Linked DNA regions of Mus musculus: region 2 is linked to region 1. A link is a loop called in an ENCODE intact Hi-C map of the cell type or tissue named here. Cell type or tissue: left cerebral cortex. All regions are shown on one strand. Links, peaks and the distances in the headings refer to the core of each region. The heading gives the core; the rest is flanking DNA. Region 1 holds the start of Bysl (bystin-like). Region 2 holds the start of Mrps10 (mitochondrial ribosomal protein S10).

Region 1 (12,403 bases), core at 2,784-10,783:
GCAAAATCGCCAACTGTGCTGGGGTCCTGGCCCTGTTGCTCACTCATCTCCAGAACCATCTAGAAAGCCTCGTTCTCCGGGTGACCGGAGTTTAGTAGACTTCCAGGGTCAATAAGAGACAGTGCAAGAACCTGAGCCTATCAGCTCTCCCCCAATCCTGTTCTGATCGCCATGGCTTATTTGGTGGGGGCCATGGATGAGAGCCCACCCCGAGTCAGGATATCCCAGCACACACACCACTTAGCTCTTACCTCCCGGACTCCTCGGTAAACTTCCAGGACCCGGGGATCCAGCTGAGGCATAGGGAAGCCCGATACCTCTGACATGACAGTCTCCACCTCTGTCTGCTTCTCCGTCAACTTCTCCATGATGATATCAGCCAGGGTGCGCCTATGGAGACACGGGAAAAAGAGAGGTGGAAAGAATTGGGGTCACTTTCCATGAAACTGTAACGTCCCCTCAACCTGTTTTTTATCTTTGTTGTTGTTATTTGACACAGGGGTTTTATGTCTAGCTTTGCCTGTCTTAGAACTGGCTCTGTAGACAAGGCTGACCTCAGACTCAGAGATCCACTTGTTTCTGCCTCCTTTGTGCTGGGATTAATGGTATGCCTGGCTCTGTTTATTAAAAAAGAAAGGCAGTAGTGGTGGTGTAAGCCTTTAATCCCAACACTTGGGAGGCAGGCAGATCTTTGTGAGTTGAAAGGTCAGCATGGTCTTCATAGGGAGATCTAGGCCAGACAGCAAGCCCCGTCTCAGAGGGGAAAAAGAAAGTCACAAAACATCCCCAAACAAAACAAGAATGCTTCACAAACTTGCATGTCCTCCTTGCATGGGGGCCACGTCCCTGTCACTGTTCTAATTTTAGTGTACGGGAAGCTGGAAGCGAGCAATGTATAATTCCCCTGGACGCTGACAAATCTCGATCCCGCTGGGATGCACAGCCTCAGTTCCCCTCTATGTCCATTTAGCCGCCTCAAAGTGCTGCAGAGCACGGGCCCTGGATGTCTCTGCATCTGACGCAGAGCCAGAGTGGTGGGGACGTTAGGCCCTTAGGCCCTGAAGTCAGCTCCGGCTCTTCTGGTCCTTGTATGATCCTGGGCCCGTCACTTGACTCCTCTAAGCCTCAGTTTCCTCATCTGTAAACTGGGGAAGTAAAAGGACCCCCCTGGACAGTCAGCTGAAGGGTAAAATCTAAGACTGCAGCAGGCCCGACTCTCAGCCAGAGCCAGCAGGTCCTGAGGGCTGTTTACTTCAAGCTCACCTCCCACTGCTCACACAACGGGGAGCAACTTCTGAGTGCAGAGTGGAGCTCTGTGCCAGGCAGCGCTGGTGCACACCTTTCATCCCAGCGCTCAGAAGGCAGCGGCAGGCAGAGTTTTGTGAGTTCAAGGCCAGCCTATCCTACTCACCCAGCACTTGCCTAGCAAGGATGAGACCTGGGTTCTGGCTTCCAGCACAAGGGGAAAAAGTTTCTCTGCAGTCTTTTTCTGTGCCGAGCAGCACTGAATCTGACACTTTCCAGACTTGTGTCCTGTGGTCTGCATGACACTGGTGGCAGGTGCTTTTATTCCCCCGCACTGCCCAGGCCGGGGAATCGAGACTCAGGGCCAACCAACAACTCTCCTAAGCCCTAAGACTTTCTCAGGGAAAGGGTAAATTTTAGTCTTTCGACTTCTAGTTTGGGTGCTTCGCAGCGTCTTCAATGTGCCTTAAGTGACAAGGCCTGATTGCTGTGTTCCCAAAGACCCTTAGCCTGGTTTCTGAAGATGCCAGCAGCCACTGCTCAAGAGTGCCCACGGTCCCCCTTTCCACCATGTTGTCACTTCCGTATAGCAACTGCAGAAAACATTCTGCTAAGTTTGTCAGATCAAGAGCCACTGGGTATGAGGTGCTGCCCGAGAGCCTTTGGGGGGCACATCACACCCCATGACCATTCTCAGAGCTGTCAGACACCTTCAGGGGACAGGGTTCTCCTGTGTTCTCTGAACCCAAGCTGCTCATCACCGTACTATTAATGATAGTGGTGTACTACACCCCACTCTGAAGAATAAACTGGTTGAGCCCCTTTGCCCTAAGCCCAGTCCTCTCAATGAGGCCAGATCCATCTGAATGGAACCAAGAATCTGACCACAGGCAGCCTAAATAACTGCATGTTTAGAAGTAGCATTTATAACACATGGGGGTACGTTTGTGGTTCTACCCAGAGGTAGTTTTAACCCCTCTGGGAACATTTTGTCAGAGATAGCTGCTATTGGCCCCAACACTGTAACTGAGATGGAAAACCCTGAGTTAAAGACTAAGCTATGGGCTGGCGAGATGGCTCAGCAGGTAAGAGCACTGACTGCTCTTCCGAAGATGCTGGGTTCAAATCCCAGCAGCCACATGGTGGCTCACACCCACCCGTAATGAGATTTGGTGCCCTCTTCTGGTGCGTCTGAAGCCAGCTACAGTGTACTTATGTATAGTAAATAAATCTTTGGGCCAGAGCGAGTGGGGTTGGCCAGAATGAGTAGAAGTCCTAAAATTCAATTCCCAACAACCATATGATGGCTCATAACCATTTGTACAGCTACAGTGTACTCACATACATAAATAAATTAATCTTAAAAAAAAATAAGACTAAGCTATGAGAGTAACGTACCAAGAATAAACACTACTAAACGGATCCCCAGCTATCACAAGGAACCGGTAATCCAGAGGTTCCAGATCAGATGGGCAAAGGGGAATCCGGGTCACTCCCGTTCAGGGGCCACTCTTGGCAATGGTCAGACCAACAGCTGTGGTCTGGATGAACTTTCTACCAGGACCCACTGGTCCAACCTTTAAGCCTTACCTCACGGGAGGATTCTTGTTCATGAACATTTCAATGGCACGCTCATCTTCAGGGTCCACGATCACCTCTGCCTGGTGGTCCACCCCGGCCATTTTGGCTGCCTTCTCCAGGGTAGGCCACTCCTCATCCTCCTCATCTGATCCATCCTGTGGCAATCCCGGCCCTACAAGATAATCCCAGCCGCAGGGGCTTGTGAGTCAGTTCCCCATTCCACGTACAGCACACCCAGGGAGCAGGAGGGACACCTGCAGAGGGACTATCCTTTTGTCCCCAGAGACTTGGAATCTTGATAGAAAATACAGCACACGAAGCGAGAGATGATAAGGCCAGTAAAGACTGGATGACATGTCCCCTCAGTGAATGGATGACATGTCCCCCCTCAATGACCAAGAAGGATCCATTCTATACTACACACATGTAACCTGGTCTGTCCAGATGACCTCAAGGAATAGGTACTGTTGCTATACCCAGTTCAAACCGGGGCAGAAGAGTTGATGTGCCCACAGTAGGTAGGCACTGTGGGTCCTGACTTCCCACTATGTTGCTTGCACAGTGGAACTGCATCATGTGCTGAAACTAAAACCATGGTGGAGGCAGTGTGCACCTCAGGCACTTGGATGAGTACAGAGGCTGAGGAGGCTCTGGATGGGCAGTCTGGGAGCAAGAGCATGCTCCACGTCCTGGAAAGTAATGCTGTTAGAGTGTTGGGCACTAAGGAGCCAGAAAGGAAACGGAAAGCCAACCTGGAAGGCTCTAAGGCTGGGCAGTGGCATTCGGACTCTGATCAACCAACACATTTAAGTTACTGGCTTAGGTAGTCGAGGATGACTTGGGAGTTCCTTGTTCTCGCGCCTCCACTTTCCAAACACGCACCACAGTGCTGAAGGCTGAGCTTCTGATGTTGGGTTAATCCCGTGTGTTCCATGTAAAGGCTGCCTGTGTACTATTCACATGTTAATCTTTGTTCCAGCAGAGAGCTGAGTACAGTCGGCATTGGTTTTTTTTTTTAATGAAGCATCACCTGTCTCAGTGTTGTGGAAACTTCTTCTCCATCACCTTCTGATTGGTTTAATCAAAAGCTGAGTGGCCCATAGCAGGGCTGGAAAGGATAGGCGGGACTTCTGGGCAGAGATAGGAACTCTGGGAAAGAAATCAGATGTGAGGGGACTCAACAGCCAGACACAGAGGAAGAAACACGTGCTGTTACTGAAGAGCAGTAACGAGCCCCGTGGTTGAATGTAGACTAGTATAAAGCAATTATGTTGTATCAGCGAGTTCGGAACAAGGCAGCTAAGGCCAAGCTTTCATAACTAATAAGAGGTCTCTGTGTCCTCACTTGGGTGATAGGTGGGTTGAGCCATTCCTGCCACATCCTGAGGTCCTGACCATGGAGTCTTGGCTGGGTACTTCCTGAGTGCTGGGATTAAAGTCATGTGCCAATACACCGGGCTGACTTTTGAAATACCGCACATAGCTGGCAAGGCAGTTGGGAAAGAGTCTAATAAACCAAAGTAGTTGAATTATTACCATAGCAACAGATCAGTTGCTATGGAAGTGGACTAAGGGTATATTATATAGAGCTCCAGAGAGTACACAGAGCATACCCAGTGAGAGCCAAGGTTGTTTGTTTTAGGTTTATTTTACTTTTAATGTTTGAGTGCTGACTGCACGTATGTCTGTGCACAAGTGTGCCTGGTGTCTAATGACATCAGAAGATGGCATTTGATCCCTTGCAAATGGAGTTACAGACAGCTATAGCCTGCCATATGAATGCCAGAAACCAAACTTGGGTTTTCTGCAAGAACAAGTGTTCTGAAGAGCTGAGGACCAACTCTTGAGAGTTTTCCTCTGTTCTCTACACACATCATGCCACGCACATGCACACAAAATACATGTTAAACAAAGGAAGACAAGAGCTATGAAATACGACGTAGGGAAAAGAGAGAAAATCAGGAGACAGTCACTGACATTTGTGTGGTGTTTTGTTGTTGTGATCATTTGCTTTTTGTATATGAGTGAACCCTGCATCATGGAAGTGACTCTTGGGAGCTGATGACCTTGTTTTTGAAACAGGATTTGACTGGGACCTGGGGATAGCTGATTAGGCTAGACTGGTTGCCCAGTAGGCCCAAGAGATCTGTCTTCTACACTGTAGCTCAGAAACTACAAGCTGCTGTGAGTGGAAGTCAGGGCTCATGCTCTCTCAAAGCATGGACCTCACCAGCTGTGAGCATTATCTTATCCTGTCCCTAGCTTGTGGTCAGACCTGAAACAGAGACAGACCAGACAGGACGCCATCAATCTCTAGCTGCTGAATGGACCACAGAGGTCACAGAATTCAAAGCACGATGTTTCCACAGTGATCCAGGGGAGAGACCCTGGTAGCTTAATCAGGGAGTGTCTCAGGTGAATGGAAAGTGGTCTGGCTCTGAAATACTCTAAAGACAACATCACCAGGATTTACTTTGAAGTGAGAAAGAGGAAGCCTGGACTCTGACTGGAGCAGTGGAGCTAATGTGCTAACAACCTCCAAGTAGCAAACAGAGAGCAAGTTTGGGAAGGAAGTCACAACTTCTGTTTTAGATGCAATCTTCTTCTTTTATTTTTTTTTTTCCTTCTCCGAGACAGGGCTTCTCTAGGTAGCCTTGGCTGTCCTGGAACTCACTTTGTAGACCAGGCTGTCCTTGAACTCAGAAATCCACCTGCCTCTGCCTTGTAAGTGCTGGGATTAAAGGCGTGCGCCACCACTGCCCTGCTTGGACGCAATCTTACTAGAGTTAGATACTAGTATTCAACTTGGAGATGTCAGGTAGACCACTGGATATAAAGATGTGAGCTTTCTTGGACGAACTCTGAGGGAGAAAAAACTGGAAGTAGCTGTCAAACAAATGGCCTCAAAGTGAAATTCCCTGACGACACCACAGAAGGACCGTCAAACCTTGTCTTGGTCACCCAGCAAGTTCAAGTCCAGCCTGAACAACTTAACGAGACTCAGTCTCAGAGTTAAAAAAAAAAAGTTATTTTAAGGGCAGGTGTGGTGTCACCCACCTATCATGCCACCACATGGAAAACAGAGGCAAGATCAGGAGTTCAAGGTCAGCCTCCCCTACAGCATTAGATGCCATCCCAGGCTCCATGAGCCCTTACTTTAAAAAAAACTAAAAGAAACAGAAAAAGCTGCTGTAGGCCCAAAACCATGTTCAAATGTGTCAATATTGCTTTTTAGGAGAAATAAGAATGGAAGATTAAGCAACTGGGAGGTGAACAACAATTCCTCCCCAGTGAGACAGGTGGCAGTACCCACCCCTCTTCCCCCTTTTAGCCCGTAAACAATACTGTTTCCCCTCCCCTGTCGCTGGGACAGGGACAGTCCCCACTTGCTTTTCAGGTCTTATTCGAAGGACATGAAATCTGGGATACCCACCATGTAGAATTAATGTTCATCTGCTTTTTTGTTTAAATAGAAATATCATCACTTTTTTCCTCTCTCTTGAGAGACAGGGCTCGTTAATCTGAAATTTACTATATAGCCAAGAAGGTCTTCTGCCTTGCTTCTCGAGTGCTGGGATTACAGGTGAGCCTCGCCACTCCTGCTTGGAATATGTAACTCTATTTAATGGGTGCCTTGAGCTAGACTTCCGGTGTTATCAGGAGGAACGAATATCTTATTTCTGTATCAAAACTGCCTAAAAACTTAACACAGCTCAAAACATTATGCAGGCAGTCCACAAATACTTCAAACGCCCAGAGGATAAATAAATAAATGCTAGACCACCAGGTGGTGGTGGTACCCGCCTTTACTTGGGAGGCAGAGGCAGGCAGCTTTATGAGTTCGAGGCCAGCCTGGTCTACAAAGTGAGTTCCAGGACAGCCAGGGCTATACAGAGAAACCCTGTCTCGAAAAAAACCTAAAATAAAATAATGCTAGAACTGGTGTGAGAGATCACTTTTCGTTGGCTTAACTCTGAATTCTGGAATTCAGGAGTGGAAGTGGAGGAACACGCCGGTAAAGTATTCTGATGGGGTGTCAGACCGGCCCAACTCACGACTCCACCCCTTGTCACTCACCCAGCCGCGTGGCGCGCTCTCGCGGTGGTGCTGACCGATCACCAGCCCCATGGTCAGTTTCGAGCTCCTCCTGCTGTTGTCTGGCTTGCTGCAAAATCCGTCTGCTTAGCCGGGGTCCCACATACTCTTCCTCCTCTTCGACCTCACGCCCCCGCCGTTTTTCTCGGGTCCCCGCGCGCACTGCGTTCCCAGCCAGGATCTGCTCGGCCAGAGGTGCATGCTTCTCCCGATTGCTGGCCCCACGTGTCACCTTGAATTTGGGCATTTTGGCCGAAAAAATTGCCCACCAGGTTCACACGTGTGAAGCCGGCTAAAAAGCCGATACTGCGCTTGCGCTGTGTGTTCCGATCGCCAAGAGGCCACTGAGAGATCACAGTGCCCCCCAGCGTTAGGAGGCCGGAAGTTCCTCATCTATTACTCTCAGGAAGAGCTTCGGGACCTATAGCAGGAGCCCCCAAATTCTCAGGTAATCTCATTAGAAAGGTGGATGTCCAAGTCACCCTTTTCCAGAATTCATGAAAGTAGCCTAGGGCGTCCTGTCAACCCGTTGGACGCCTTGGGGGCGGAGCCGAGTCGATGACGTTCTAGAAATGTCACCACTGGGTACCAGAGATGGCGCTCCCTGTGGGCGTGTCGCCGCGGCGCTCAGTATTTGCGCATTTCCGGCGGTCGATCAACGACTGCTTCCTGTGTTTAGGGGGCCGCCGTTCGCGTGAAGGTCTGGAGTCTCTGAGTTCGAGGGTTTGGAGGCGCCACCTTTTGATCCTTCGCTATGGGAGTGACGTGGTAGGACTTGAAGGGCTTCTGTGGTGACGGAGCATATAGGGTCGTGAAGGTGTCTGTGGGCCTGTGATGGCCCGGGGAAAGGGATTTTGACCGAGGTTCTCGGTTCCTCGGGGGGCTGACCAAGATGTCTTCCGGTTGTGTGGATGGGGGACACTGCGTGGGACTTCTCTCTTCCCAGACACACCCCTTTGGCAAAGGGAGCAGCGCATCCCTAGGACCCGCCAGGAGTTGTACCTTTTTCTTGGTACCTCTTCCTGTCCTTGAGGCCTTGTAGTGTCGCTACTAGCACCCAAAGGTTAGAAATAGGGTTTCTAGATTAGGAGTTGTTCGCAGAAAGGGATAAGAGTGGCGCGAGGAGAAAGTGACTTTTCTATTTTGCTTGCAGTTACAGACTTTGAATTGGCCATTTTAAGGTGTTGGGGCTAGTGACAGAGGTAGGAGGAAAGGAGCGGTTGGGAGTTTGGAGTTCGGAGTACCAGGCAGAGACAATTTTTCGAGCTGGGTGTCTCACTGTGTAGGCTTGGGAGGCCCGGAACTCACTCTGTAGAACAGGCTGGACTCGAATTCACAGAGATCCACCTGCCTCTCTCTGCCTCTCAAGCGCACGGATGAAACGGACGCGAGCCACCATCGCCTGGGCTTCAGACAGTTTTGATTGACTTTTATCTTAAACATGTTTGAAGTCTCACTTGATAAAAAGGCAGTTGGTAAGGTTTGGGCACCGTGCTTTTCTGGGTATTAATTTTAAAGTACTCGGCCTCAGCACTTAAAAGTCTTGGTAGTGGTGTGCTTCTTTCCAGTTAAAGAAGCTTGGAGGCCAGGGGCCACAGGTCTGCCCTGTGAAAGGAAGGCTCTTGCCACAGTTGACACTAGGAGCCTCATCTCATACTTCTACCCTACTGTAAAGAATGCCTGTGAGCAATGAAGACAGATCACAGCAGAGTCATTTAGAGTTCAGTTTCCCTGTTTGCAGTAAGTTGATACAGGACAGGGCCTTTCCTGGGGCCTTTGGAAGAGTCAGGCAATCCATCTGAGGGCTGATGCCTTTGATTCCAACATTTGGGAGGCAGAGTCAGGCAAGTTTCTGTGAATTCCAGGCCAGCCTGGTCTACCAAGTGAGTTCCAGGAACTCTTGGGGACTGATGGGTGGGGATCAGAGATGTCTAAGTAACTCCTAGCCCTGCTGATCCGTTACCTGTTGGGGAATTGAGTGGCTTAGCCAGAAGCTCTGTGTCTCTGGACCCTGCTGACTTGGCGTTGTGTTTCTCAGTGTGTCCCAGATGCCTGTGGCTGAGGGCAAGAGTCTCCAGCAGACAGTGGAGCTCCTCACCAAGAAACTGGAGATGCTTGGAGCAGAGAAACAAGGGACATTTTGTGTGGACTGTGAGACTTACCACACAGCTGCCTCTACCCTGGGCAGCCAAGGTCAGTAGATGGCTGAGAGCAGATGGGAGGAGCATGGCTTAGAGTATTTACGTTAATGGATCTGCTTGCTTTTCTGTCAAGGGTAGCGGTCCTGACTGAGGCAGGATGTGTTTGTGGCCTCATTCGTTCTTGGTCCATCTTATATTATGGTGGTCAGTTTGCAGTTTGATCTATTTGTTTAAAGATTTGTTTTTATTTTCAAATGTGTGTGTGTACAAGCACTTGTGCCCCTGTGTGTGGCTATATGCACACAAGTGTGGGTGCTTATGGAGGCTAGAGGTATCAGATCCTCTGGAGCTAGAGTCACAGGTAGTTATGAGCTTTCTGCTGATATGGGTACTGGGAACTAAACTTGGGTTCAAGGCCAGCCTAGGCTAGAGACTGAGAACCTTTCTTAGGAAACAAGAATTGTACACAATAACGGGAAGCACTTACTTCATTAAAGAATAGTGTTGGGGCTGAAGCAGCTCAGCAGTTGAGAACACTGGCTGGTTTTCTAGAAGCCAGGGTTTCATTCCCAGAGCCCATATGGCAGCTCACAGTTTTTGACTCTAGTCCTAGGGAATCCAGTGCCCAGTGCCCATAGTCTCTGGATACACTGTAGCTATACAGATGGTTGTGAGTCTTCATGTGGTTGTTGGGAATTGAATTTAGGACCTCTGCTCCGGTCGGCCGTGCTTGCTCAGGTCCAAAGATTTATTTATTAAGTACACTGTTACTGTCTTCAGACACACCAGAAGAGGGCATCAAATCTCATTATGCGTGATTGTGAGCCACCTTGTGGTTGCTGGGATTTGAACTCAGTACCTTCAGAAGAGCAGTCAGTGCTCTTGCTCGCTGAGCCATCTTGGCAGCTCACTCACATAGTCTTTGGCTGCCTTTGCAAAGTTTCAAGGCAGTACAACTTGATGTGGTATGATCCAGGTATGTAATTACAGTGTATAACCTGAGACAGAATAAGGTCAGCTTTGAGTGGCTCTGAGAGCTGGCATATTTTAAACTGGATTTTCAAAGCGATGAAAGATGTGAATTGGCAGTGTAGACAGAAGGGATGGGAGTTGGAGGTTCAGTGTAGAGCCTGCCTAATTCAGCAGGGGGCAGCAGAGAGGCCAGGGCAGTACAGGGAAGGCCCTGAATTGCTCCCCAATCCTGCAGTCTTTCTCCTCTTCCCATCACTACACTTTTTTTTTAAAAAAGGATTTATTTATATTTTATTTTGTTTGTTTTTAGACAGGGTCTCACTATGTAGCTCTAGCTGTCCTGGAACTCACTCTGTAGATGGGAGTGGCCTCAGATTCACAGAGATCCATCTCCTAGTGCTGGAACTAAATGCACATCATTACACCTGACTTTATTTTATTTCTGGGGCTGGGTGCTGTGGAGGGAAGTCAGAAAGGAGCTGGAGTTACAGGCCCTTGTGGACAACCCAGTGTGGATGGTGAACTCTGTTCTGTCAGAAGTGAGTGGTCAGAACCATTGAGCCATCTCACCAGCCTCTTGTTAGACTTTTATTTCTTTTTTTTGTTCTTGTGTTTTTGAGACAGAGTTTCTATGTGTATCCCTGGCTATCCTGCAACTCTCTCTTTGTAGACTAGGCTGGGATCACAGAGATCAGACTGCCTCTGCCTCCTGACTCCTGAGCGCTGGGATTAAAGGTGTGCACCCACCACTGCCTGGCTTTTGTTATGCCCTTAACCCCGCTAGAGTTTGTGGTTTTTCGAGACAGGGTTTCTCTGTATAGCCCTGGCTGTCCTGGAATTCACTCTGTAGATCAGGCTGGCCTCGAACTCAGAAATTCACCTGCCTCTGCCTCCCAAGTGCTGGGATTAAAGGCGTGCGCCACCACGCCCGGCATAGGATGGAACTCACTTTGTAGATCAGGCTGGCCTCGAACTCAGAAATCTGCCTGTCTCTGCCTCCCAAGTGCTGGGATTAAAGGCGTGCGCCACCACGCCCTGTGCTAGAGTTCATGTTATGAATACCATCTTTTCTCCTACCCTGTTGTTCAGAAATACTTCTCCATCCTCTTTCAAGTCGTGTTTTTCCTTTCATTTTATGCTGAAGTCTTAGATTTCTGGTTTTTCAGGTAATCACTCTTTAAAGTTTTATTTTGTATTAGTTAGATTTTTATGAGATAAGGTTCTGGGTAGCTCAGGCTAGCTTTGAACTTGCCTTGTAGCTGAAGATGACCTTGAGTTTCTGATGCTCCTGCTCCACTCCACCTCTGTAGTGCTAAGATAGCAGTACCATATTCAGTTTACCTGATGCTGGGGGTAGAACCCAGGTCCTTATGCGTGCTAGGCAGAGACTGTCATTACCAGACTCTATTTTGTGTGTGTTTGTGTGTTATGCATGTGCATGGCTGTTTTTGCCACAACATGGGTATGAAGTTTATAGACTCCAGCTCTCTGGAGTCTCAGCTCTCTTTTCCCCATGGGCCTCCCAGAGATCAGATTCAGGCTTAGCAGCAGGCACCTTTACCTGCTAAACTTGCCCATATTAGCTGTGCATGGGTGGTTTGTGGTTTGTTTTGATCGAGGGTGGAAGAGCCTGTGCATGCCCACACCGGTGAAGGCTAGCAAAGGACACTGGATGCTTTCCATCGCTTGTTTCTTCTATGGCTCTCTGCTTGATTGCCTTGAGACAGTGCCTCTCACTGAGCTGGAAACGTGCTATTTTGGATATCTGACTGCCAGTGAACTCTTAGGGTCCACCTGCCTCTGCTCCCCAATGCTGGAATCACAAACGTGTGTGTGTGTGTGTGTGTGTGTGTGTGTGTGTGTGTGGCCTTCCAGACTTTACCTGGGTTGTGGGGATTAGGATTTAGGTCCTTGCTGAGTTATCGTCTCAGGCCCCGCTTCCATTTTTAAAAGTAGACTTGTATATTTATTTTCCTATACTTTTATTCCATGTGAGTATGTGCATATATACCCTATATACATATGGGTATACATATGTACCCTAACAAGGGAGTAGATGTCAGAGGACAACTTGCACAAGTTGAGGCTTTTTTTTCCCCATCAAATGGGTCCCAGAGATGGAACTTGGGTTGTCAGGCTTGGTGGCAAGAGCTTTAACCTACTGAGTTATTGCCAGTCCTGTTTTTGATTGTTGTCAGACAGGGTCTTGTGTAGCCCAGGCTGGCTTCAGACTTGAGGCAGTCATACTGCATGAGCCTCCTGAGATCGCCTGCGCTTCCATGTGACACTTATTATTTGGAGACTTGGTGTCCTCGGGAAGTTCGCATCCATCGTCAAACTCAGCGCCCAGTGCTGGAATCACAGGCTTG
Region 2 (12,403 bases), core at 2,034-10,033, 240 kb before region 1:
TTTGCATTTTAATACGAATGTCTAAAATTTATTTGCACTTACTTTTTAGTAGTCACAAATAAATTTAGGAAGAAATTTGGAATTTTATGTTTTATACCATCTGCCCTGAGTGAGGCTGTCTCCTTCTGCACCTTGATCGTCTGAGCCCCTTTTAGGGACTTTGATTTTAATTGTTCCTTCAGGTCATCCTCTATCAACATAACAACCCAAGATGTGGTGCACATACAGCTAGGGTGGTAAACTGAGTCAGTTTTTAGGGGCCACAATTCCAGGCCCCTAAAAGGGGCACCACTGTATCCATTCAGTCAGTCCTTCATTCATTCAGTCCTTCATTCATTCAGTCCTCATGAGCCACCCTACACTGTCATACTGTAATGCACGTATTCAGTGACTGCAATGTCGAATGCTTCACTGAAGAACTGGATACTGAACAGGAGTAGATCGGGGCCTGGCCTGCTTTGCCATCTAAAGAGCAAAATTTAGACCTTATTAATACCAAGAACATCTCCACATACAGCTCTGGGGTAATCTTTAATGCACAGCCAGACTTTGCGGTCATCAGTTAAGGCCTTTCTGTTCTCCCATGTCCACTCTGGGGAAGGAAGCATGCATTCTTTTGAGAATGAAAGTCGAATCCTGAATTCTGCAGGTCTGTCTGTCCCGGGTACAGCCAGTCAGCTGAGAGGCACATTCTGGGAAACTGGATGGGTTTTTAATCAAAACATAATTCGGAAGGCGTTTTAAGATACTGAACAATGTGGGCTGGAGAGATGGCTCAGCGGTTAAGAGCGCCGACTGCTCTTCTGAAGGTCACAAGTTCAAGTCCCAGCAACCACACGATGGCTCACAACCATCCGTAATGAGATCTGATGCCCTCTTCTGGGGTATCTGAAGACAACTACAGTGTACTTACATTAAGAAAGAAAGAAAGAAAGAAAGAAAGAAAGAAAGAAAGAAAGAAAGAAAGAAAGAAAGAAAGGAAGGAAGAAAGAGAGGGAGGGGGAAGGAAGAAAGAGAGAGAGGGAGGGGGAAGGAAGGAAGGAAGGAAGGAAGAAAGAGAGGGAGGGGGAAGGAAGGAAGAAAGAGAAAGAGGGAGGGGGAAGGAAGAAAGGAAGGAAGGAAGAAAGAAAGAAAGAAAGAAAGAAAGAAAGAAAGAAAGAAAGAAAGAGAGAAAGAAAGAAAGAGAGAAAGAAAGAAAACAATGACCAGGCAGTGGAGGCAGAAGCAGGTGGATTTCTGAGTTTGAGGCCAGCCTGGTCTACAGAGTGAGTTTCAGGACAGCCAGGGTTATACAGAGAAACCCTGTCTTGAAAAACCAAAAAAAGGAAAAAAAAAAAAAAAAAAAGACTGAACATCTCTAAGAGAGGCAGAAGGGAATCTGTGAATCACAAATACCTCTACATAAAAGAACTGTAAAAGAAGAATTGGGGGAAAATTAAATTAATAATTCTTAACCAAAAAAAAAAAAAAAGCTATAGAGGGGTAAATTGCTTCCTTTATGCAAAGTCAGGCATGATGGTGCTTGCCTATGATTCAAGTGTCTGGGTATTAGGGTCAGGAGTTCAAGACCAACCTTGGCTACACAGCAAGTTCTAGACCAGCTGAGCTACACAAGACTCTATCTCAAAACAGATGGTAAAATGGCTCAGCAGACAGAGAGATGCCAGGCCTGAGTTGGATCCCACAAAGTAGGAGGAGAGAACCAACTTCAGAGAGTAATACTCTGACCTCTACATGACACTCAGGACACACACAGTGAATACATACATACATACATACATACACACACATACACACACATACACACACACACACATGCATGCATCCATTAGGAGAGAAAACATATCTTTTAAAGACGTCTCTCTTTAAAAACAACAACTGAAGCCAGGCCTGATGACACATTGATCCCAGCACTTGGGACACAGAGGCAGGAGGATCTCTGTGAGTTCAAGGTCAGTCTGGTGTACAAAGTGAGTTCTAAGAATCCGTACAAAATCGGATTCAACCTCGACTGACTTCTACCTGTTTTCTGGGCCTAATGCAAGGTGCAGGAACTTTCCAGACCCCCTCCTCTCAGTGGGGTCAGATATTTGAAAGTTCAGGCTGTGGGTAAAGGGGACCATGACAACGGGGTCAGAACATGGCTGGTGCCACACAGCGTGCTCCAAGGTTCTTGTCTATTCCTGGAGTTCCCAGACTCACCTGCTGCCTGAAGCCTAAAGAAACCAACAAGCAGAGACAGGAATCGGGTCTTTAAAGCCATGCCTCACTTAGAGAGCTGGCAAATGGAAGAGCCTGGGGGCTATTGGTCTAAAACAGTAAGCTAAGCTTCATCTCTTACCAGACCATATGGGAGGACATAGGCTGTCTGTCATGCAGAGGTCAGCCCTCCACCCCCTGCTTTGGGCAAGTGACCAGCCAGGTCTCTGAGACTTGGGGTGTCTATGCCTCTCTTGTTATCATCCTGGGCATTCCTTCCTCTTTCCATGGATCTTTGGCCCCAGACACTTCTCAAAACCCTGAGTGTAGAGCCCACCAAGATGACTCAAAGGTAAAGGAGACCTGAGTTTAATTCCCCAGGACCCACATGGCAAAAGGAGAGAACCACTTCTAAATGTTTTCTGTCCTCTAATTTCCACACATACACATGAAATTAATAAATAAAGTATGCTGGGGGCGGGGAAACAATCTAGTTAGTGTTTGCTGGTGTCACTAGGGCTGAGAGGAGGGCTTACTTCGGAACAAGTAAACCACGCCCGCCGCGTATGTGGCCATGCCCATTGCATATGTGCTAAGCTTAGAATGTCATGTATGTGCTGACTCCTTTTTGCAACATGAAATACACATATTCTGTGTGTATGACACAAAATATGAAAGTAGCTGACCTCTATCACCCCAACTTTACTGCTGGCAAAACCTGCCTTTTTTCCTTTAGAGTGTGTGCTGGATAGCTTTATGTCGACTTGACACAAGCTACCATCGTTACAGCTATTCCTGGTTGTCAACTTGACTACATCTGGAATGAACTACAATCCAGAAATGGTGGGGGACACACCTGTGAGCCAGATCTTGAGGCTGGAAGGCACAGGCTTCTGACCCAGATCTTGACATGGAGATCTTGAGGTATAGTGGACATGAAAACCTTAGGCTCTGGCAAGATAGTACATGCCTTTGATCCCAAGAGACAGAGGCAAGCAGATTTCTGAGTCCAAGGCCAGCCTTGGACAGATCAAGTTCCAAGTAAAGAATAGCTTAGGTTCAGGCGTGGTGGTGCACACCTTTAATCTGGGCCAGATCTGCTGCTGGGGGCCTACATACAGACAACGGAAGAAGGAAGGCTCCCTCTTCTCCTGCTAGCACTTTCTTGCCAGCACCGATGCTGGAACCTATTTCTTCAAGACCCCAGCTTATACAGAAGAGCAGCTGAGATAACTAGCCCCGTGGGACCGAGTAGCTACTAGATTCTTGGACTTTCTATTCACACTTGCCCATTGCTGGGTTAGTTGGACAGCAGACTTTAAGTCAGTACAATATATTCCCTTAATATATAGAGACATTCCATAAGTTCTGTGACTCTAAAGAACCCTAACTAACACAACCGTCATCTGAGAAGAGGGACCCTCAATTAAGAAAATGCCTCCATAAGATTAAGAAAAATAGCCTATAAGACATTTTCTTGATTAGTGAGCAATGGGGAAGGGCCCAGCCCATTGTGGATGGGGCCACCCCTGTGCTGGCTGGTGGTCCTGGGTTCTATAAGAAAGCAGGCTAAAGAACAAACCAGTATGCTTGCATCCCATCAGGGCATCATAGCATCTGCATCAACCCCTACCTCCAGGTTCTTCCCTGCTTGAGTTCCTGCCCTGACTTCCTTTGATGATGAACAGTAATATGCAAGTGTAAGCCAAATAAACTTTTTCCCCCAAAGTTGCTTTGATCATGGTGTTCATCATGGCAATAGAAATCTTAACTAAGACCCTAACTTCTGCACTTGCCACTCAGGCATTACACTGAAATGTAGTTTTATGACTCATGACTTAGGAGAGGAAAACGAGGGGTTCTCAGAAAAGCACCACATTCAAGCATAAGATGTGGAGAAATCTAATGATGCAAACACAGCTTCAGTGGCCACAAGCAGCCCTGGAAGATCTGAATCTCAGCTGAGAGAATCCATGGAAACAAAGACCGGGGCCTTCAAGGAGAGGACATCTAGTAGTGAAGGCTGCTTAGAGCACACCTCTCTGGTTCCAATTAGCAGATCATGCTGCCAAGTCATAAAACCAAGTCAATCAAACTTTCTCTGTGAAGTGGGGTGGGCAGGAGGGTACCTAAAGTCTTCTCATCCAAAAGAGACATCAACACTGAACATCATCATAGACAGAAACAGCCCACTGTAAGAGTAGTACAGTCCTTGAACTAGGATTGTGAAGGTGGCTACGGGTTCAGCTGGACCTCACCATATGACGTTGGCCAAGTCAACTTGGCTCTGAACCTCACCTTAAAATTATGATACAATTACTTCTGTGAGCATAAGATTAGGTATCCTAAGTGAGAGTCATTCCCTAGTTAGGGGTGCAGTAGACTCCCTGAGCTGAGACCACCCAGAAGGACTGGAGGCTGGGTGAGAAGCCATCATGAAGGACCATACGGAGAGATGGATGCAAAGTCTAGAGGTAGTAAAGAGATTAAGGTTGGGGTACTGTCAGAACAGATCATTGGCTGAGAGGGGCCACCAGAGCTAATTCTGAGGACACTTCTGGGTTGCCTGTGCAGGTAGGGCATAGCCAAATCCAGCCACACACTAGTTAAAGATTCTGTTTCCATATAGAGATCACATATAGGCCCGCCTGAGGGGCAGGAAAGTGGTCCATATTCATAAATCTCTCATCAGTTGTGCCATCTGGACATTCTACCCTTTGCTTAGTTCTCTGGCCTGCCAAATAAGAATTAATGCCTGCTTGTGGGAGACCCAGCTTTACATTGGCATGATGGTTTATGGAGATATAGTATTGGCTAGTTTTGTGTGTCAACTTGACCCAAGCTGGAGTCACTGGAGAGGAAGGAGCCTCAGTTGAAGACATATCTCCATACGATCCAACTGTAAGGCATTTTCACAACTGCTGATCTGTGGGGGAGGGCCCAGCCTACTGTGGGTGCTGCCATTCCTGGGTTGGTAGTTCTGGGTTCTATTAGAAGGCAGATTGAGCAAGCCATGGGAAGCAAGCCAGTAAGCAGGACCCCTCCATGGCCTCTGCATCAGCTCCTGCCTCCAGATTCCAGCTCTGCTTGAGTTCCTGTCCTGACTTCCTCCAGTGATGGACTGTGATCTGGAAGTGCAAGCCAAATAAACCCTTTCCTCCCCAGCTTGCTTTTTGATCATGTTGTTTTGTAGCAGCAATAGAAACCCTTACTAAGACATATACTTTGTTTCATTCGCATTAAGTTGACCCTTATTCATTTTCCCAACAACCTCTTAAGGCCCAGGATGTAGAAGAGATGTCACAAATTCAGGATGACATTTATCATGTAGCATTTTAATCTCATTTAATCCTCTACTGCAAGTATGATTTGTTCTCATCTCTACTTGGCAAGTGAAAGAAAAAAAAAAAAAAAAAGGGGGTTCAAAGTACGGAAGAAATTTGATCAAGTCACCCACCTAAATAGAAACCAGAGCGCCTAAGTGTGGAGCTTCCATTATGCTAAATTGCATGGGAAGGCATTTTGAAAAACACAATTTAGAAAAATCCATTAACAAGCCTGGCATTCCGATGGTGTGAACAAAGTTTAAGAATGAAACGCCTTTTGCAATAAGGTAAAATGTTAGAATTTGGACTCAGTAGCAGCAGCAACTTCCTTCCCAAGTATTTCTGTTGTGTTTGTCTCTAAGCAAACAGAACCACCCAAGACAAATAGGATCTTAGGATAGACAGCGTATAGATAGAACCTGGGAGTTTATCCAGACGGCGGAAGCGACGCATCCACTCAAAACCTTAAATGAATGAGTGAATAATAAATAAGTAAATAAATAAGAAAATAGAAAATTTAAAATATAATTTTAAAAAAATTCAAGGAGCACCGTCTCTATGGTTGTTTCAGTGTCGGAACACAGGAGACACTCTTTCCTTTTCGAACTCTATGGTTCGCGAACAATGCTGTGACCCCGGAAGCGGTCCTGGGCGATCAGGGCACCAAGATGGCGGCGCGCGCAGCGTGTGTGGCTCTGTGCCGGCGCCTGCAGCAGGTAAAGGGGTGGGCGTGGGGTCCCGGCTGCCGACGGCGCCGTCATCGTCGAGTCTCGCTGCCACCCTCTGCCCGACCCGTACGGAGTCATCCTCCGTTGGAGGAAGTTATTAGAAAGTGACAAGAAAAGGGCAGGTTTTTCTCTCGAGGGACCCTACATAAATTGGCAAGACGGGAGCGAGAACCGTAAGACGTCAGAGCAGGAAGGATGAGGAAAACGCGTTCAGAGCCCTCCCTCCACGGTAGAGAGGGCCATGGAAACCGTGAGCTCAGAGAAGACAACGCTGGTCTCGGATTCTTAGGAACCGAGCCAGCAAACGCTGGGTCACATAAAGCCCCGGTGCAGCCCCACTGGGACGCCCTGCTCGCCTCCACGGCTGAGGAGGTGACCCGAGAGCTCCCAGGTCAGGGGAATGGGTCAGATCTCCCTCGAGAGGGTCTTTGAAAAAGGAAAACTTGCCTGGAGTTCGCATGGCATGAATCACAGCACTGGGGAAAGGAGGCAGGCGGACGAACTTCTGGGTTCGAAGACAGCCAGGTTATGTATTGAGATCCTATCACAAAAATAATTTAAATTAAAAACAAAAAAACCAGGCTGTTCTCAAGAACTTTGGTCTTGAAACTTTTGTGACTCTTCTCAATGGTCATTTAGTAGTTTTGAAAATAATGCTCAGAACTGGGTCAGATGGCTGACCCTGAAATAGCATTACTTGTAAAACCTGGCTTGCATATTGAGGCCCTGTCCCAAAATAAACGAATTCTTTAAAAAAGGAAGAGCTGACACTGTGGCTCGGTTGCTCAAGGGCCTAATGCCTAAAGCTGGCCCTGTCGGCCCCACAGCAGCATGTAACCCAGAGGTGGTGGCCCACACCTGTAATACCAGCCCTTGAGAGGCCAAAGCAAGAGGCGCACGCCTTTAATCCCAGCACTCGGGAGGCAGAGGCAGGCGGATTTCTGAGTTCAAGGCCAGCCTGGTCTACAAAGTGAGTTCCAGGACAGCCGGGGCTACACAGAGAAACCCTGTCTCGAAAAAAAAAAGGATCAAAGATTCCAAAAAGTTTGTTTTTCATACTAGAGATTGAACCCAGGGCCTTGCTTACACCAGACAAGGGTTCTGCCACTGAAGCCCATTTGTAGCCTTCTGTGGGACTCGAGTGGTCTGCTAGGGTTGCCGAGCCATCACTCCAGCCTCGATATCGTCCCAGGTTAGTTAACACTTTAGAAAGCCTGCTTTCCAAAGCAGAAGCAAATTTGAAGAAGAGTAAGCCTGGGACGCAGCCTTCCAGCAAAGGCAGCTTTTCTCTCGTTAGTTTTCGCATACCATCTTTTACTAGATGGTACAACCCACGCAGCTCTGGAAGACTCCACTGAACACCAAATGGAGAATGAGAGCAGAAAAGTCTTGAGTAATGTCATGGTGAGTTTTGGTTTCAGGCCTCCCGAGAGTATCTTAAGAATTCATGGGCAGCCCTGGCCCACACTTGTATAATCACTTACCTTAGGAAAAATATCAAGCCGGGCGTGGTGGTGGTGTACACCTTTAATCTCAGCACTTGAGAGGCAGAGGCAGGTGGATTTCTGAGCTCGAGGCCAGCCTGGTCTACAAAGTGAGTTCCAGGATAGCCAGGGCTATACAGAGAAACCCTTTCTCGAAAAACAAAACAAAAAAAGAAAAAAAAAATTGAGGGGCTAGGGCTGCAGTAGTTAAGAGCACTTGCACAAGTCTGGGGTTCGGGTGCCAGCACCAGGCTGTCAAGGGGAGGCTCCAGGGGCTCATGGGTCCGCTGAAGCTTTTGGCCTTCCAGACTAGCCAAGAAAAGTTGAGACTTGGGGCCAATGAGATCCTTCCTTAATGACACCCAACAGCTTCTAGCCTCCACACTCTCGTACATGCAGGTACATGCATGTAGAAACACTCACAGATGTAGACTTTTTTAAAAATTAGAATGCTAGAGACAGAGTTGTTTGCACTTGTGAGAAAAATTTTATCCAGCCAGATCTGTGCATGTCCAAGGCCTTAAAAAACAAAGCTGCACACGATGGTTCGCAGCCAGCACTTGGGAGGTGAAGTCAGACATAGCGGACGCTCAAGGCTTGCCCATCTCTCCAGTTGGAGGCCAGGTCGTGCCTCATGCAACCCCCACCCCAGGAGTCAAAGCTATTTCAGAGGAAGAATGTGACTGGGAAGCGCCATGCTTCTTAGCATCCGAGTTACTGTGTAGGAGAGCTTACTGTCTGAGTGTGTGGGTGACCACGCATACTCTGCACTGAGCCTGGTGTCCTTGTTTGTAAGCCAAGGAAGGCTGAAGACTGTCCCACAGCATAAGAGCAAGGAAGTAGAAGCAAGACTGGTTGGGGTTTTACTTTGGAGACAAGTTCTCTATTGGAATCCTGGCTGTCCTGGAACTTGCTGGGTAGAGCAAGCTGGCCCCAGGGTCACAGGTCCTCCTGCCTCACAATGCTGGGGTTAAAGGCAGTCATTCGCCACTACAGCAAGCACAGGCTGTTTTAAATGCACCCACTAGTTGTTTGAATTCCTTTACTTGTGTCTCCCTGTTATTTCCGCCTGTGTTGTATTTTTAAAGATTTTAATTGGCTGCTTTCAAGGTCACACTTTTCAATCCGTTTAAAGTATTACTGGGTGGCTAAGAAACCATGAGATCTGAACAGTACCATTTGCCTCCTTTCCACTAGGGGGCGCTCACTTAAAGGGTTTGTGCTGTGCTGTGTTAGAGCAGCTTGTGGTGTGGTAGTTAATGATGGGTATGGACGTGGTGTGTGCTGTATTTTAGGTAATTTACAAGGTGCTTATGCCAAGCAAAGAGTAACTCATGTACACATGTAATTTTAAAAGACTTTTGTTCTCTGTTTTGTTTCTGGAACAAACAAATCCTCTGTACATCTGGCTGTCTTTGAACTTGTCGCTCTTCCTACTCCGCCTCCAAAGTGCTCAGATCAAAGGCATGTGCCAGTGTGCCTAGCTAAGTTGTTTCTGGTTTTGTTTTTAATTTATGTGTCTTTGTGTGTATCTACATGAGTGTCCTGTGTACCACATGCATGTGGGCACCCATGGAGGACAGAGGGTACCAGACAATCTGGAACTAGAGTTACAGTTGGCATGGGTGTTGAGAACTGACCCAGGCTCCTAGAGCAGTAAACACTTGGTGTTTGTTTATTTGTTCGTTCGTTCATTTTCTTTGTGGTTTTTCAAGACAGGGTTTTCCTGTGTAGTCCTGGCTGTCCTGGAACTCACTATATAGACCAGGCTGGCCTCGAACTCAGAGATTCGCTGCCTCTGCCTCCTGAGTGCTGGGATTAAGGTGATATGTGCCACCACCGCCCAGCACTTTGTTTTTGACGCCCAGTGTTTTCCTGTGAGGGATTGAGAACCTCCTTCTGGGCACCACGTACTTCTGACCTGTGGTCTGGGAACTGACTTTGCTTCTGACACCTGTCCCCTCCATCCTTCTTAGGAATTGGGGAATTCCTCTATAAATGGTTCTAAGAGCAGGACAACCAGAGCTGGTGGCCTCGCGCTGTGAGTATACAACTGCATTTGCTTAATCACGGTAGAATCCAGAGCCCTGTGCTGGGACTGAGCCTTCTTTTCCCCACTCAGCAGTGCCAGTATGAAGTGGGTGCCACTGTCAAACCTGCATGTGGACGTCCCAAAGGATGTGACCAGACCTACGGTAGGTACCCCCATTGCACAGGGCAGGGCATGGAAGGCCTGTGACTCCAGCACTTAGGAGCTGAAGGTAGGAGATCCTCATTTACATAACAGGTTCAAGGCCTGCCTAGGTGACATGCAACCCATCTCAAACAACAACAACAGGGATTACATTAATAATTTCACTCTTCTCCTGGTTATTTCACTCAGGCTTATTTCCCAAACACACATGCACACACACGTCTTTTTCATAGAATACCAGCAAGTCCACAGTGTAGACTGTGGTGTCCCTGGGAGATCCTGGGGTAATTTTCATGCTATCCAAGAAAGTCCTAAAGAAAATCATTAATTGCCCTAGATAAATGTAGGACTGAACAGTCTCTTCCTCTTAGCGCAGCATAATTCAGGAGTGTGATATTTAGTAGTGCTGAATCCTTGATTCACACACACACACACACACACACACCCCTTTCTGTGGCTTTCAAGCCTTTCCATGTGGATTTTGAGCCTGGGCTTGTGCATTTCTTGGTTCACATTGAAGCAGGTCATTGGCACAAAAATGGTGAATACACAAGTAGCTGTGTGGCCTTGTAGAGTTTAAGACAAGATGCTGTCTAGCCCAGGCTAGCCTCTAACTAGCTATATAGCCAAGGACGACCTGGAACTCCTAAGCCTCCTGCCTTATGTTAAGTGAGAAGATTACAGATCACCACTCCCACTTCTTAATAAAGTTGTACACTCCCACTTCTTAATAAAGTTGTAAAAATTCTAAATCTTTCCATTTCTCATGTTAGTTTGCGAGCCTAGTCTAGCCTAGTCTATCCTCAAGCTCCAGGCTCAGGGTGAGACCCTGTTTCATAACATATGGTCTGGCCAGTGAGATTGCTCAGCAGGTAATGGCAGTGAGCACCAAGGCTGCCATCCTGGCTTCAGTCTCCAGGACCCACATGGTAAACACAGTGTCCTCTTACCTCCTTGTGTATGCCATTAGCACTCATATGGACAAACACAATTAAAATGACCCATTCTTAATAGTAAGATAGATAACCAGAAACGTGGCTCAGCAGGTACCCAGCCTGAGGTCATGTCCCAGAACCTACATTGTAGAAGCAGAGAAGTTGTCCTCAGACTCCACCCGCATACTATGGTGCATGCACATGTATGTGTATACACACACACACACACACACACACAGAGTCTCTTTACTACATATTCTGGCCACTTAAGGACTTCTAGGAAATCAGACCTTGTGATAGATGTCTATTCCAAGCTAAAATGATAGTGATCTCAGAAGACATCTTCAGAAATCTTTTAAGATTTGTTGCAAATTCACAATAACTTTAAACCTAATGGGGGTTCTTAAGGCTGGCTCAGTAGAGTTTTTACCTAGCACTCTCTAAACACCACAAAAGTTTAAATAAGTAAGCAAGCCCTACAAGATGGAATAGAACATCCTGTAGGCCCGGCATCCTCTCTGTGTCCCAACTCTGATGTATAGATCGGTCAGTCCTGTCTTTCCAACCATCTTATTCGGTGTAATTGAGAGCAGATGTCTGTCTTCCGGGTTACTAAGTGGCTCTCTTCTCAGGGGTAAAGTACCTTACCCCTGACTCACTGGGTTAGTAATAACCTTTCCCAGCCTAATGGTGAATGAGATGAAGATAATTCTTCGTGGAAGAAGTCAGACATGCCAAGCCCATTATTTCTAAGGCCTTTAGCACTGGTGTGGAGGTCCAGCCAGTGTCATAACGTTTTAATTAGACATGAGTAATTTCTGTGTGAAGACAGGCCAACCATACATGAGTACATTCCTAATAAAAGGGATGAGTAGAGCTAGCTGGGCTTTGTATAACAATTACAGTGTTTAACAGTTGTATAGCAGTGTTTAACAATTTATAAGCACTTTAATTTGTGTCTTCATAGATTTTCTTTGTAGAAATGCAAGAGTTTTAGCACAAGCATATTACCTTAAACCTGAGTGCCTGGAGGAGCAGGGATCCCACAGTTGTCACTGTGCAGCCACCAGTGCGAGCTTCTCAGTTCTGGCCTTCTAGCTCGGCCACTTGGTAACAGACCCTGAGACCCTGCTCGCTAGAAATCTGGGGCTCACTCATAGTTGAGTTGGAACCTCCATCATGATTTTTTGGTGACCTTGGAGGTTGTGTGAGCCTCAGTAGATTCTCGTGGGTGTGGAAGGCCATTTGCAGATCTGTGTGGCACTGGGAGGCAAGCCTGTCAGCTTTCTCATTTATTAGTAAACTCTGAAGTCGTTCAAATGACAATATGTTAAATTTGCTGGATGTAAATATTACAAGAACCGAAACCAAAACTTTGTCTTTTTTATCTTAGATAACCACTTCCGATGAGCCAGACACGTTGTACAAACGCCTGTCCATCTTAGTGAAAGCCCATGACAGGGCTGTGTTAGACAGCTATGAGTACTTTGCTGTGCTCGCTGCTAAAGAACTTGGCATTTCTATTAAAGTGTGAGTA

What was found. A loop is a pair of places that touch in the nucleus more often than their neighbours do. Peaks named below come from ENCODE experiments on the same cell type or tissue, not always from the same donor. Only the 100,000 strongest peaks of a DNase experiment are listed, where the experiment ranks them.
Region 2: a loop joins it to region 1, with 4 times the contacts of the local background. A loop is called at or near these places in 9 of 42 quality-filtered maps.

The regions. Positions count from the first base shown.
Region 1 is chr17:47,604,004-47,616,406 of GRCm38, forward strand. It overlaps Bysl (bystin-like), which reads right to left and starts at 7,489. Exons shown (of 7, transcript NM_016859.3): 1 at 6,904-7,489; 2 at 2,836-2,998; 3 at 252-390. The coding sequence starts at 7,168. It overlaps Gm20517 (predicted gene 20517), which reads left to right and starts at 7,582. Exons shown (of 9, transcript NR_157366.1): 1 at 7,582-7,689; 2 at 8,960-9,114. It overlaps Med20 (mediator complex subunit 20), which reads left to right and starts at 7,582. Exons shown (of 4, transcript NM_020048.4): 1 at 7,582-7,689; 2 at 8,960-9,114. The coding sequence starts at 7,676. In left cerebral cortex, for the core only: CTCF peaks have their summits at 7,292, 7,495 and 10,213 (motif pointing right); DNase peaks (open chromatin) are centred at 7,283, 7,532 and 10,189; H3K4me3 peaks cover 2,428 bases; H3K27ac peaks cover 1,239 bases.
Region 2 is chr17:47,362,714-47,375,116 of GRCm38, forward strand. Mrps10 (mitochondrial ribosomal protein S10) reads left to right here and starts at 6,174. Exons shown (of 7, transcript NM_001146212.1): 1 at 6,174-6,241; 2 at 9,714-9,778; 3 at 9,860-9,932; 4 at 12,260-12,396. The coding sequence starts at 6,194. In left cerebral cortex, for the core only: CTCF peaks have their summits at 6,120 and 8,924 (motif pointing right); DNase peaks (open chromatin) are centred at 2,769, 6,164, 8,557 and 8,933; H3K4me3 peaks cover 1,435 bases; H3K27ac peaks cover 828 bases.